Linked DNA regions of Homo sapiens: region 1 is linked to region 2. A link is a contact called in ENCODE Hi-C data. All regions are on one chromosome and are shown on one strand. The core of a region is the stretch at or near the end of the contact, and the rest is flanking DNA. Distances in the headings are between cores, read along the strand shown.

What was found. Hi-C counts contacts between places; a loop is a spot of excess contacts on that map. Pooled maps may share reads with other maps.
Region 1: a loop to region 2 is called in a map of IMR-90, with 5 times the contacts of the local background. The contact joins two enhancer-like sites. A Hi-C loop is called at or near these places in 1 of 168 maps with a recorded cell type or tissue (IMR-90) and 7 of 50 pooled maps.

What each region holds. Positions count from the first base shown.
Region 1 is chr10:44,066,594-44,074,149 of GRCh38, reverse strand. No RefSeq gene overlaps it. Among named protein-coding and RNA genes, the nearest start is that of LINC02659, 160 kb to the right of the region's middle. Within about 2 kb of position 4,802, at least 5 of the 41 ENCODE cell types and tissues checked have a DNase peak (open chromatin) inside an H3K27ac peak, as active enhancers do.
Region 2 is chr10:44,859,387-44,866,687 of GRCh38, reverse strand. All of the region lies in intron 2 of TMEM72-AS1 (TMEM72 antisense RNA 1), which reads left to right. Among named protein-coding and RNA genes, the nearest start is that of TMEM72, 48 kb to the left of the region's middle. Within about 2 kb of position 1,789, at least 18 of the 41 ENCODE cell types and tissues checked have a DNase peak (open chromatin) inside an H3K27ac peak, as active enhancers do.

The DNA.
Region 1 (7,556 bases), core at 3,553-6,052, 800 kb after region 2:
ACCAAATGCTGATGAAATAAATAAAAGAAGACCTAAATAAATGGAGATGCATACTGTATTCGTGGATTAGAAGGCTCAATATGGTGAAGACAAACTCTCTGCTGAATTGATATACAGGTTTATCAAAATTTCATCAAGGTTTTTTTGTAGATATAGACAATTTAGATAGATATAAATAAGATTGTTCTCAAATTTATATAGAAATCTGTATGGAATAGCTAAAACAATTCTGAAAAAAATAAAATATGAGGAATTATCCAGATCATACAGCTAAAGTAATCACGACTATGGCATATTACTCAAGGGATATACACATAGATCAATGGAACAGAGTAAAGAACCCAAAAGTAGACCCACACAAATGTGTTCCCCTGTTTTTTGACAGAAGTGCAAAAGCAACTTCTTGGAGGAAGGATAGTCTTTTCAACAAGTGGTGCGAGAGCAATGAAATAGGCAAAAACAATAAACTTTGGCCTAAGCCTCACACCTTTTACAAAAATCATCTGAAGACACATCATATATTTAAATGTAAAACATAAGAACTTTTAGAAGATAACGTAAGAGAAAATCTTTGAGATTTGGGGCTTGGAGAAAGGTTCTTAGACATGACACCAAAAGCACAGTACATAAATGACCAATTGGAACTCATCCAAACCTGAAGTGATTTCTCTGCTAACGATCCTGTTAAAGGAGTAAAGGCAAGTTACAGACTAGAGAAAATTACGTACAAACTACACATCTAACAAAGTGCTCATATCTAGAATATAGTTCTCAAATTTTAACATTAAAAAACACTCAAATATTTCAATTAGAAAATGGGCCAAAGATGTAAAGAGACATTTTATCAAAGTGGATCTATGAATAATAAATGGGCACATGAAAAGATGTTCAACATCACTGGCCATTAAGAAAATGCAAGTTAAAGCCACCATGACATATAACTCCATACATATTAGACCAGAAAAAATAAAATAAACACATGCATATATGGCCCTATGAAGATCTTTGACAAGGTGCCAAGGCTACACAATAGGGAGATAAAGAGAGTGTCTTTAACAAATGGTGTTGGAAAAAACAGATATCCACATACCAAAGCATAAAATTGGACCATTTTGTTACAATATACGTAAAAATCATCTCCAAATGGATTAAATACTTAAACTTCAAAGTTGAAACTCCTAGAAGAAAACATAGAGGAAACGTTTCATGACATTGGTCCTGGAAATGATTTCTTGGATATGGCATATAAAGCTCAGGCAACAAGACCACGTATAGACAAGTAGGATTACATCAAATTAAAAAGCTTCTTCCTAGCAAAAGAAAAACCAAAGTGAACAGGCAACCTGTGGCATGGGAGAAAATATTTGCAATATATAAGACGGGCAGAGTCAAAATCCAAAATATATAAGGAATGCGTACAACTCAATAGTAGAACAACAAATAGCCTGATTTTAAAATAGACAAATGAATTAAATAGAAATGTCTCAAAAGAAAACATACAAATGGCTAACAGGTATATGAAAAGGTGCTCAACATTACTAATCATCAGGGAAATTAAAAATTGAAACCACAATGAGATATCACTGTTAGAATGGCTATTATCAAAAATATAAATGATAACAAGTGTTGGCAAAGATGTAGGGAAATTGGAACGCTTGTACACTACTGGTGGAAAAACAAAATGGCATGGCTGCTATGGAAAACAGCACAGAGGTTCCTCAAAAAATTACAAATAGAACTATTATATGATTCAACAATTCCACTTCTGAGTGTTCATCCAAAAGAATTGACATCAGGATCCAGAAGAAATATTTTTACTACTATGTTTATTACAGCATTATGAAGCCGAGATGTGAAAACAACCCCAAATGTCCATCAACAGATAAATGGATACAGAAAATGTGGTATACACAGATAATGGCTATTACTCAGCCCTAAAAAGAAAATCCTGCCACATTTGACAACATGGATGAAACTTGAGGACATTACGCTAAGCGAAATAAGCCAGTTGCAGAAGGACAAATGCTGCATGATTCCACTTCTATGAATTATCAGAAATATTCACATTCACAGAAGCAGAGAGTAGAATGGTGGTTGCCAGGCTAGGGGTAGGGGGAAATGGGAAGTGATTGTTTTGAGTGGGTACAGAGCTTCAGTTATACAAGATGAGTAAATTCTAGAGATCTGCTTATGACATTATGCCTTTAGTTCACAATATTATATAGTATACTTAAAATGTGTTAAGAGGGTAGAGCTCATGTTAAATATTCTTACTACAATACAATATAATAACACAAAATGCAAGTGAGAATGTGGAAAAATTGGATCACTCATACATTACTAATGGGAATGTGAATTCTTAGTCACTCTGGAAAATAGTTTGACGTTTTCTTTATAAACTAAATATCCACTTGGTGTTTGAGCCAGGACTGCACTCCTGGGCATTTGTCCCAGAAAAGTGAAAATGTTTGCATGCAAAAACCTGTACACAAACATTTGAGGCAGCTCGATTTATAAGAGAGAAAACTAATCCCAGATGCCCTCCAATGGATAAGTGTGGTTAAACAAACTGGTTCCACTGAAAATTATTCAGCAATAAAAAGAAATTGTTGATACATGCAACCTAGATGGATCATAAGGGCATTGTGAGTAGAAAAAAAAAAAGCCCATCTCAAAAGGTCACATACTATATAATTCCATTTATTTAACATTCTCATATTGACAAAATTATAGAAATAGAAATTAGATTGGTGGTTTCTAGGACTTAGGGATGGTGGGGAGGGGTGGGTGGCAGGAGGGAGATCTGGAGATCTTGGTAGTGAGGAAATAGTTCTGTATCTTGATGGGAGTAGTGGATACACAAACTACATATGTGATAAAATAAGCCATAACTACACACACACTTTGCACCAATATCCAAGTCCTGATTTTGATGCTATATTGTATCTCATAAGAAGTAATCATGGGGAAACCTACTGGAAGGGTACACAGGATCTCTCTGTACAATCTTTGCAAACTCCTATTAATCTACAATATTTTTTTAAAGTTTGTGGAAAAGCTTCTGATTTGATCTGATACATGCTGTGAAGAGTAAAAGGATTGGGCTATTTAATTATGAGCTCGAGGGGCACATTATTTGAAAATGTTTGAACACAACAAAAGTAAAAGGTAAAAATAAATAGAAGCTAGTTATATAAAAGAAAGAGACACTTCTCCTCCCGAGTTCTTTCCTGGAGCCACTGTGCAAGAACAGCCAGGCAGCATACAGCCCTCAGGACCATGATGTGCGTGCTGCCCAGGGTCAGGAGACCCCAGATCTGACCAAACCTCCCTGTGTCTGTGCAGCATCTAGGACAGCTGGCCTTGGCCCCCTCCTCTGTACACAGAGGTGATGGAGTGACAAGGCTCCACAGTGCTTTCATCCATCTCCTGGCTTCCTAGACTCACTACAGCAGCACCAAGGAGGCCCTGAGACATTGGCTATACAGAGAGGATGCCCTGTCCCCAGGACACCAGCCTTGCTGCAATAACTGCACATGGTCAGCATTGCATGGCTGGGCTGGAAAGCACAATGCGTGGTGTCTCAGAACTGGGCTTGCATAATGCATTCCCTCTGCCTGGCATCTCCATGCTGCACAGGAGTGAGAGCAACTCCCAATGCCTGCCAACGCAGGGCTTGGCATGTCTCCTCAGAGCCAGGGAGCCAGCAGACTCTGGGCAGAGCCAGGCCCTGCTTAGTGTGTCTGTGAAGACTTCTCCAGAGGCACGAGTAGCCCATCAGCAGTACATGCAGTTGATAGTGCAGATTCAGGCCAGATGGTGGGGGCTTCCAGGAAAGCGGGGATTGCGGAGGAGGACAGGGTGAAGAGTGAAATGCCCTTACCAAACAAACGAAGCAGTATCCTATGGAGTGAACATCCAGAACATCCCTCTTCTTCAAAATTTTTGTAAAATATACACAACATAGAATTTACTATTTTAACCATTTTTAAGTGAGCAATTCAGTGGCATTAAGAACACTCACATTTTTGGGTAACCATCACCACCATCCATCCCCAGAACTTTTCATCATGCCAAACTGAAACTGTACCCCTTAAATGGTAACTCTCCATCCCACTTCCCCCGGTCCTAACAACTACCATGCTGCTTTCTGTCTCTATGAATTTGGCTACTCTAAGTACTTAACATAAGTGGAATCATGCATTTGTCCTTTTGTGTCTGGCTTATTTCGCTTAGCATAATGTCTTCAAGCTTTTTCCATATTGTAGCATGTGCCAGAATTTTCTTTCTTGGCATTCCTTTTTGAGGCTGAATAATAGTCCATTGTATGCATGCACCACACTTGCTTTTCCATTCGTTCATTGATAGGCATTTGGGTTGCTTCCATCTCTTGGCTACTGTGAATAATGCTGCTACGGTCATGGGTGTACGAATATCTCTTCTCTTTCCTGTTTTCAATGTCCAGGACATTCTTATCATTTCCCTTATAAATAAAGGCCAAGTTCTGCCATGGCTGGACTGGGTTTCCCAACTTAAGCCTACTTCCAAGAGGCTACAGGGGCACTACAGAATACAAGGAATTGCTTCCTTAATCTTTCTGAGCCTCAGGATCTAACCTCTGAAAGGGAAATCATACTACAGGAGGTATAAATAGCAGGGAGAAGAGGAAGGCAACACACGAAAGCCCCTCAGCTTTCAAACCAGTGGAGGCTCATTCAATCCCCCACTGCATCCCCAACAGGGAGGAGTGCTTCTCGAGAGGCAGAGAGCATGTGCATGCAGGGGCCTCATGGGTCTGCCCGGTGGGAGTGGAGAGAACAGAGTGACTCACTTGGTGTGAAATCCAGAAGATTGTAGCAAGAGCATGGGACAAAATTCAAAGGGCAAGCACCAGCAGGCATAGTCCAGCCCGAGAACGGACGGCTGTAGGACACACCAAGATTTCACAGCAGGGTTCAAGGGTCAGACAATAGATTGTTAGAGATCCCAGAGCAAGACAGCAGAGGGGGTTCTGGAAGAGAGGAGAAGGGGCTCAGCTGCTGGGGCAGGGAACAGGCAGACCTTTCGTAGCCACCATGGTGGGGAGTGGGGTCTGGCAAGGACAACCCAGAGCCCCACTTCTGGAGAACCTCAAATATTAGAAGACGGACCGTATGGGTCCATTTGCCCCAAGCAATCCTAGGTTAGGCCTGCTGTTCTGGCAAAATCACTTTCAAAATTGCCACATCCTTGGTTTGGAAGATGAATTATAGGTCACAACAGGGTGGTTACCAATGCAGGAGCCAGCACAAGGAATTAGGCCAAAGGTACACAGAAAAGCCGCTGTCACCCAGGAAGGCAGGAACATGCTTGGACAAAGTGGAGAGTGGGGTCTGCCTGAATGGTGCCCCCTGCCTGGGACCCTGTGTCCTTCTTCCCTAAAGTTAGTCAGCCACAGAGCCTGGGGCACACTGACCTTCACCATGACTGTTATGGTGGGGTTGAGGGGGATGAAGGCAAGTATTGATAGCTGAGGGGATTGCATTCCTGCAGAGTGCTTTGTTTCTGTTCAATGAAAATTGCTGAAAATTTTTAATCTTGATACAAAAGTATAGAAGAGTGACTTGTTTGGTTTTTCTGTGGTTCTTGCTTGGCATCTAGCACTGAACTCAGTCTCAATGCTTTGGTTGAGACCTTCCCCTAAGAATCGCACAAAGCTGTGACCTTTTATAATTGTTTGCTTGTTTTTACAAGAATGGGATGGTCCAGATGAGAACATTCAGGTTTGTCCTTTTTTTCTGTGTTTTCTTTTACCATGTGGTCCCATCCTGTCGGCACTATGGCACAGCAGTCTTCCTCAGTGGGGCCTGGCCAGGATAGGCCCCACAGAGCCAGAAACTTTAGGCAATCCTGGGTTTGCCCACTGTTCAGGTGAAGGTTCAAATTTTGCATACTCTTTTCCTTCTCTTGTTGCAAAAATCCTTAACAAAGTATCAGCAAATCAAATTTAGCAATATATAGAAAGAATATACTCCATGACCAAGTGGAGTGTACTCCAGGAGTTCAAGGCTAGTTCAGTACTAAAAAATCTATCTGTGTAATCCACTGTATTAATGGAGAAAGAAATTACATGATCATATCAATGGATACAGAAAAAAACACCATTTATAATTTTTTTTAAACTCTCAGAAAATGAAGAGTAGGGGGAACTTCCGCAACTTGATAGAGTATCAACAAAAAGACCTACAGCTAACATCACACTTAATGGCAAAATGCGAAATACTTTTCTCCAAATGCTGGGAATGAAGCAAGATCTCAACATCATCTGCAACTTCTAGCCAGTGTAGTAAGGCAAGAAAGGGAATAAAAGGCATACATCTTTCCACCTCGAGAATCAGCCCCAGTGTATTTTCCTGGCACCGATGACTGCAGGGCCTAGCACCCAGGGCCTTGTTGAAGGCTTTACCTGGGGAATATCCAAACAAGGAGGCAAGGTAGCAAAGAGCCCATCAGTCCCTGCTTTGCCATGTACATACAGCAACTACCTGACTGTGTGCAAGTTACTCACCTCAGTGTGCCTCAGGAGTTTCATCTGTGAAATGGTGTAACAATAGTACCTGCATCACAGGGTCCTTGTGAGGCTTTAAGGAATTACATCCTCAAAGCACCTAGAACACTGCCTGACCACATGGCAAAAACATGCAAGTATCAGCTATTATTATAGACTGTAATCATTACTCTGGGCTTCTTTTATAGTAAGGAAGAAAATAAAACATCATCAATCTCAAGTGAAGCTGTGGAACGCTGAGGGTGGCTACTTCTACCCCAGGCTATGGCTTTTGACAGGGATCTTGTACTTTGACTCTGCATAATAACCATGACGGGCAGTTAGTTTCCAGAGGAGCAAAACTGGAAGATGATCTCTTCATTCCCCCATCTTTGTAGCCTGTACCATAATCTAGAGGAATATGCTGAGTCTTCCAACCCACTTTCTCATTATCCACTGAAGGCTTTTTTCCCACTGCTTCTCAAACACCTTTATTTTCCTCCCTAGCTCCTTCTTCTCACTCAAGCCTCTCCTCTCCCTCCTCCTCACATGCCTATCATCTTAACTTTTCCACATTAAAACCCTCTTGTAACTGACACGGACCCCTGTGAAACTCCAGGCAATTAATCGAACTCAGCAGAGCTTTTGTAAACCTCTGTAAAAAAGACCACAGGCTCATGTTGCTCTCATATTCTGTTTAAGTGGAACCTACAGAGATCCATGTTGGGCAAAGTTGTTAAGAAAACTACCTTTTATTATTTTATTTAAGGAAGAAATTAAAGATTCAGCTCATATAGACTGGAAAAAAAGAAAACCTCTTTCTACCCTTAAACCTTTCTCAATGCTTATTGCCAACTATAATTTTTTTTTAAAGGCAACCAATGCAGTAAAACTACCACAACAAAGCTGGAGCAAATATGCTAGCTGAGCAGAGGCCAGATTTATGGTCAGAAATATGGAGTGTGTCTCAGCAGGGGCAGGTCGTGAAATCGTATGAGCTAATATCAGAGGTGTGAAAACAGGCATTGTT
Region 2 (7,301 bases), core at 540-3,039:
ACTCCAGCTTTTAATTTCATTGATTTGTCCCTTTTGTTTTTCTCCTTTCTATTCCACTGATTTATGATATGATCTTCCTTTCTCTCTCTCTTTCTCTTCCTTTCCTGCTGTAATCTTTCTTTCTCTCTCTTTCTTTTCCTTTCGTGCTCTGATCTTTCTTTCTCTCTTTCTCTCTCCTTTTCCCTTTCCCTTTCCTTTCTTCTTTCTTTCTCTCTCTTTCTTTTCCTTTCGTGCTCTGATCTTTCTTTCTCTCTTTCTCTCTCCTTTTCCCTTTCCCTTTCCTTTCTTCTTTCTTTCTTGAGACAGAGTCTCTGTCACCCAGGCTGGAGTGCAGTGGTGCGATCTCTGCTCACTGCAACTTCCACGTCTCGGGCTTTAGCTACTCTCCTGCCTCAGCCTCCCGAGTAGCTGGGATTATAGGTGCACGCCCCCACGCCCAGCTAAATTTCGTATTTTTAGTAGAGACGGGGTTTCACCATGTTGGCCAGGGTGGTCTCAAACTTCTGACCTCAAATAGTCTGCCCATCTCGGCCTCCCAAAGTGCTGGGATTACAGGCTTGAGCCACTGCACCTGGCCTATGCTCTGAATTTTCTTGTTTCCTTTCTTCTTACTTTGGGTTTAATTCGCTCTTAAGGCGGAAGCTGAGATTTGAGATCCCTCTTCCTTTCTAACCTAGTGTAGTGCTATCATTTTCCCTCTAAGTATTGCTTTAGCCAAATCCCACCCATTTTGACAGGTTGTGTCCTGGCACTTCGTCCACTGATTGCATTTTCTCTTCATTATGGGTAATTTTTTTCTCCCTCACTTCATGCATGGTCATTTCTTACTGGGTGGTAGACATTGCCACTTTTTTCTTGTTGTGTGCTGGATGTCTTTGTTTTCCTGTGTGTATTTTCAGGCTTTGTTCTGGGGTACGGTTAAGTTACTTTGTAACAGTCTGATGCTTTCCGGTCCTGCCTTTGACGTTTCTCAGATGGGGATAGAGCTGCGTTTAGTAATAACTGCTCCCACCCCTGAAGCAGGGCTGTCCCGTGCCTCCTGAGTGGTGAGCCTGCAGTCTGGCTGATGGGGGAGGCGCTGTTCCCGCCCTGTGCAAACACAGGCGGATCTTCCCTCCAGCCCCACGGGGATCTTTCTGGGCCTCTGGCAGCTTCCTCGCCTGCACGTGCTGAGCCGCCCTGCTGCACCCTGGCCGCAGCCTTTGTGGATCACTGGAGTTGTGTCTGTGCAGCCCCCTCTTCCTCCAGGGACGCCGTGCCTGCCCTGAGGACTCGGCTTAGTCCCTCAACTCGTGAGGGTGAGCTCATGGGGTCAAGCCCTGTCCGGGTTCCCGCACCTCCTGTGCTGTGGCCCGGAAACTGTCTGGGTAGTAGGATCACTGTCCTCTGCATCTGGTGTGCTGGGTTTTGAAAACGGTTGTTTCTATAGTTTTGTTGGTTTCCTCCTGCTTCTTTCAGGTGGGAGGATAACTCTGGTCCCGGTTATCCATTTTGGCCATTCAACCTCATGGCAATCTAACAGGTAGCGGCTGTTCTTCCCCCCACGTGACACAGGAGAAATCTTCCGCAGGCTGTTTTCAGTGACTTCCCAGGGCAGCCCTCTGGGAGGCGGCGGTGTCGGATGGAGTCGGCTTCGCTCAGAGCGCTCCGGTTCTGGGCTCCCGCGCGGCGTCCGCCAGGGGGCAGCAGAGGCCCGGGATAGTTTGCACAACGCCCGGCTTTGCACTCGTGGCTTCGTTCTCGGGATCCGTGTTTTCGCTCCCATCCTTTCACTGCTTTTGTCTCCACTCCTGGTGACTGCTTAGCTCTAGGCTTGGTTGCCGCACAACTTTGCGTCTTGGACGCAGGGCCGAGACGCGTCTGGATGCTTTGTGACGAGTCAGCCAAGAGCAGCAGTCACGGGGCTCCTGAGATCCGGTATGTTTGCTCCGGACTCGCCTCCTCCGTCTTGGCTCCGCCCGCCCCTTAGTTTGGCTTTGTTCTCAAGCTGGTGTCCCTCGTGGTTCCAACCTCACACATCACACCCTCCGGAACGAGAGAGAGACTCTTTCCAAAGTCATCAAGGAGGAATACTGGCTTCGCTGGGTGGACCCACCTTGGGACACACGCCGTATCCTCCCCCCAAACCCAAGAGCGGCTGATTGCTGCAGCAAGGCTTGGTTTGGGCTGGGATCCCTGATCATTCTTGAATCAATGTTGTTTGCGCTAAGGAGATGAGATTCTGCTAATTAGCCCAAACTAGTGTGACTTACCCCTGCAGCTGGGGTGGGGGCCAAACCCCTCAAATCACACCCACTCCACATTAGGGAAGGAGTGGAATGCTAGTGAGCCTTCCCACAGTGTTCAGGACGTTGTCAAAGACAGAAGCGCCCAGAGGCCAGCGAGTGTCAGGGCAGAACGCTCAGGCCATGCGCGCTGACGAGCACTCGGTGTGCGACCAGGTGGCCAAACGCTCACTGCACAGGCTCCGCCCTTTGAAGAGAGGCAGCCCGTGGGTGCGCAGGCTTGGCAAGCTCTGCTTTGCGAAGGAAGGATGGCGGGAGCTGGATCCGACACATTTGTAGACAGCCTAGCTCATCTGCTCTCTTAAAATGAATCAATCATCCACCAGGCGTTGTGTGAGGACTGCATATGTGCCAGCAGGACTTCAAAAAATGTCCTGTTTACTAGGGAGAGAAACAAGAAAACCAATAAATGCAGTATAGCATCAGACATTCTGAGAGAAAGAAATGTATATGGAACTGAGGTTGCTGAAAGGGAGACCACACTTTCCCTAGCCCGGGGAGGCTAAGAAATGCAGTCAAGAGGAGGATGTTCCCAGAACGTGAGGCACAGGGAGGAGAATGAAGTGGGTGTGGGAAAGGGGCGTTCCCGCGTCCTAGGGAAATAGGTGCAAAGACACAGGCAAGTTAGAAAGCCTGTCACTTTGGGGGCAGCCTTTCTTTCCTTTTTAAGCAACTCAGGATTTTTACGTTGGTTGAAGTTACTTGATGATTTCAAATCAGTGCTGACGTTATGCTTAAAAGAAATAAAAGGTCAAAGAAAGAGTATGGTAGGAGTAATTCAGGTGGTTACTTTGAACAGTTTCTATAGACAAGAACTCCGCAGCCACTTTGACGCACACCGCAAGCCCCAGCTACGCTCAGGTGCAGGCAGCGCAGAGTCCTCCGCCAGGGGAGCCACCTGGTGGGGGCCAACCGCAAACCGTGTGTGGTGTGGAAAAGCTCCAATTCCTTTGCTCTCCAGCCTAACTCATACTCACTGGATAGGGTATAAAAAGGTCTGTAAAAGACCTTCACAAACTAAAATCTGGTTATAGCTGCAATCTGGCTTGGCAATTCATGGATCGCTGGCTCCCCGTCCCTCTGCACTCACAATGACTGCAGGGTGGGACAGTTTCTCTGCTTTTTGAAAAAGGAAATCTGCTTTCCTAGATCTTGATGGAATATACAAAAATGGTTTAGTGCCATAAGCTCCTTCTCTAAGCAGGCAGCTCAGGGAGCTGATGCCAATTGGTTACTCTTGTAGAAATTTCGTGAACTACAGTAAACCATTCGCTAAGCCTTTCTGACATCTGGAGCAGCCTCCTTCCTGCCACTGCCTTTTCTCTTGGCAGGAACACAGACCCTAGAGGGACAAAGGGTGGCAGAAGTCACCAGAAGCTGTAACATACTGCAGCTGCACGGAGACCTGTGCCTGTTCATACTCCTCAACTCTCGGCTCCTGGTGGGCTTGTCTTTGTACCCCATGGAGCCCACCCAGCTTTCAGCCAGTGCCAATGTGCATTTTAAATCAAACTTTAATGGATTTAAGATGCATATATTCTCTTTCTCTATACTCATGGCATCAGGATCTCAAAGACTACTCAATAATTTTTCATTTACTCATTCATTTATGCAAAAAGTATTTTTAGACCCTGTGCTGGGTACAATAGTGTACAAAGCCAGATAGAATTGCTGTGTTCATAGGGCTTGGCATCAAGCAGGAAGATCAATACACAGGGTGCAAGGGACATGAAGCCCGGTCACAAAAGCCTTCCTGGAGAAATGGGCGCCCAGCTTGAAGGCAGGAAGGCAGGGCCTTGGCCAGAGGCAGGGGGAGTCTGGAGTGAGTAGAGATCTGCAGGGGTTGTGTGTGGAGGAGCCAGGCCAGCCTTGAGAGCCTGTGGTGCTCTTGAGCCTGTCAGCTGTAGCTGGGGCTGGGAGGCTTTGGTCAGGGTTCGTGGGAAAGCAGAAGTGCTCCAGCTATTTCAAGTAGAGAGAGATTTAATATGGAGAGCCAGGGCCTTCTCAACCATGGGAGGGAGTTGGGGAGCAGAGATCAGGAAGACTGCCTCACGACATCGAGAACAGAAATGGAAAGGAAGTCATCACCGGCAACCCCAGCAGCCTGCAGTGCCCAAGCAGGTTGCTCTCAGGGGAACACCTGGAACTCCGAGAGCTGTGTGCTCCTGGAGGCCAGCCACCTGCAGTGCCCGTGGGGGCTTCTTAGAGGAAGCCCTGGGAGGCCAGAGAGAGAGTGCTGCTGATGGCTGTGGCTGCAGGACGGAGAAAGACACTCCCTCTGACACCCTAGAATGTGAGCTACGCACGGGCTGAATCTAATCTGGCCTCCGGCAGGGACAGTGATTCTGTGGCTTCAGACATGTCCCTGAGAAGCAGAGGATGGTGTAGCAGGCACCAGAAAATGCTGATGATGACGATGATCCAGCAAAATAGTTGGTGGAGAAGGAGCTGGGCTCCTGTCTTGCCTCTGCCACTTACTGGCTGTGTGCCTGTTTCTAGGCCTCAGTTTCCTCCTCTGTAAAGTGGGGATGACAGTACTACCTGCTTCATGCAGATTATGAAACATTAGACAAGATAATGAGTAAAGTTTTTAGCATACTACTTTGCATGTAGGTTTTGGTGGTTTCTGGTTATTATTCATAGTGATTTTTTCAGTAATTATATATTGAAAAGAAAGCTGAAAACCATTAAAGGATGTTAAAAACACCATGGAAATGTGCTTATCTTTTTAAAAAGTTGCAGTAGCTTTGGGAAGTCACCAGGAATGGCAGCCACGTGGCTCCAAACTGACTGCTGTGTGGCAGGGACCGCCAGGGTGGGGCTGGGTCCAGCTCAGAGTCATCCTGCTGAGCTTTCAGCCCCCAGATCCTTATCAAGTCATTGTGAATCTCAGCGCATTCCAATGGGCCATGTTCATGATGCCTGTGGAGGGGTGGGGTGGTTCCCTCCACTTTGGCCCAAGGAGAGTTTGCCTTTCCCAGGACTCTGGCCAGTAGAGTTCAAGTGGTGTAATTTTCTTCATCTCTTAACTGTTTCCAGGAGTTTGCAGAGCCTTCTCCTTCCTGGCTTCCTTCTCTGCCTTGGGGGTGCCTGTGGCCACAGGAGCCCTGAGCAGGGTTTGCACTCCCAGTCTGGGGATGAACAGGAGGACCTGTCTGATGGGAGCAGCTGCCAAGCAAGGGTGGGGATGGGAGAGAACCCCCAAACAGAGCAGGCGTGGCGTCCGGGTGGGCCAGATGAGCAGGGGTCCAAGGTCAGGGTTCACAGGCTCAACAAGAAGCTTCCTCTTGGAAACCTAAAAAAGGAATCAGGACCGAGGGACATAACCACAGAGACACCAAAGGCCCAGACAACAGGCTCAGGCGGGAGCGTAGCTACTTGTGGTCATAAAGCTCTGAATGCTGCTTTAGTCTCCAGGCCCCAGGGCCTGAGCCTTCAGGACCAAGATCTGGAGCTCCTGCCCTGCTATACCAAAGGTGCTGCTGTAAACACTGTTCTGGTTCTAACTGTTTAATCCCACGCCAACTCTAGGAGGCAGGTGCTATTTAATATCATCTCCAGTTACCAAGGAAGAAACTGAGATTCAGAAAGAGAAAGGCACCTGCCCAAGGTCGCACAGCTTGTGAGCTACAAGGCTGGGACCTGGGCAGCCTGGCTCTGGGGGAAGCGTCAGGCACCAGGGTCCCTGCAGGGGCCTCTGTGCACTTTCTCATTCACATGGCCTGAAGCTCATCCTGAGGTCAGCTGGGAGACTGTGCAGCCCTCTTCAAAGGCCCATCTACAGAATTTGTGAGTCTTTGAACCATTTATTGATTGTAGAAGACAATCAGCCCAGAGAGACGTGAGATGGTTCTGTAGGAAACACTATGATAGGACAGTCAGCAGGAGCCTAGTACAGCACTGAGTATGTGTGTGTGTGTGTGTGTGTGTGTGTGTTTGTGTGTACACTCAGAAAAAAGCAAGTTCCTACTGTGGCAAAGAATAGAGGGTAAAAATGCAAACATGCGAGTACCCCTCTGACACAATGAGTTCTTTCTATCATTCATTTTTTTCTTTACCATTTTAGTGGAGGCAACATTGCCCCAAGGGAATAAACGGACATTAAATCTCTGTGTTTTGGGATTTTCCTGGCATTTTTAAATCAGGAAAGTACTATTTACAGCTACATGCTCACACACACACACACACCCTGCACACACACACACACACATACACACACACACACGGGGAGGGTCACAGCAGACAATGGCACCTGGCCCAGCGGGGTCCCCTGGATGGGAAGGCAAGTGCAGTGTGTCAATCACTTAGAGGGGCAAAGGCGGGCTAGAGGGAAAGCCCCCAATTCCTGAAGATGGTGGGGCTGGACAGGAGAGACCTTCATCCCTGTCACTTTCCTCTAAGCTCCATACCAAGTGGAAGTCACGAAGGTTAGGGTCTTGTTGCTCACCCATAAAACGAAGTATGGTGATGACAGTGATGGGACTAAGTCACACTCATGTTAAGTTGTCCAGTACCTGCGACACAGACACTGCAAGAACAGTCCCTCTAGGTGTTAGAGACAGCAGCCTCTGTCCCAAGGCATCTGTGAGAGTTGGAAGTGGTGCTTGGTAGATGGCATTGTGTGGATGGGTACTGGGGGGAGTCACATCTGCGGGTTGGTCCCTGTGCAGCACACAGAGAACGATGTCTGCGTGGACCTCACTTGATGGCTGTGACAGCCTCAGCTCACTTGGCTTCCCACACAGGAGACCTGCAAGGCCACTCACAAAAGGCGATTGATTTAGTGGCTCAGGGCGCTGGGATGGAAGGGCCTGGGGAGTCCTTCAGTGACGACCCTTCTCTCTGCGTGGCCTCAGGCCCCAGCCTCCCCACTTCTCCCAGTTCTAGCAACTGACACTCATCTCTTCTCCCCAACCCTCTTTTCTCTTTCTAATCTGTGAAAGAAAAAGTAGTCCCCACTTCCCTGGGGCTTTACCTTTAGAATTCCAAATTGTTTTACCACAACTTGGCTCTGGT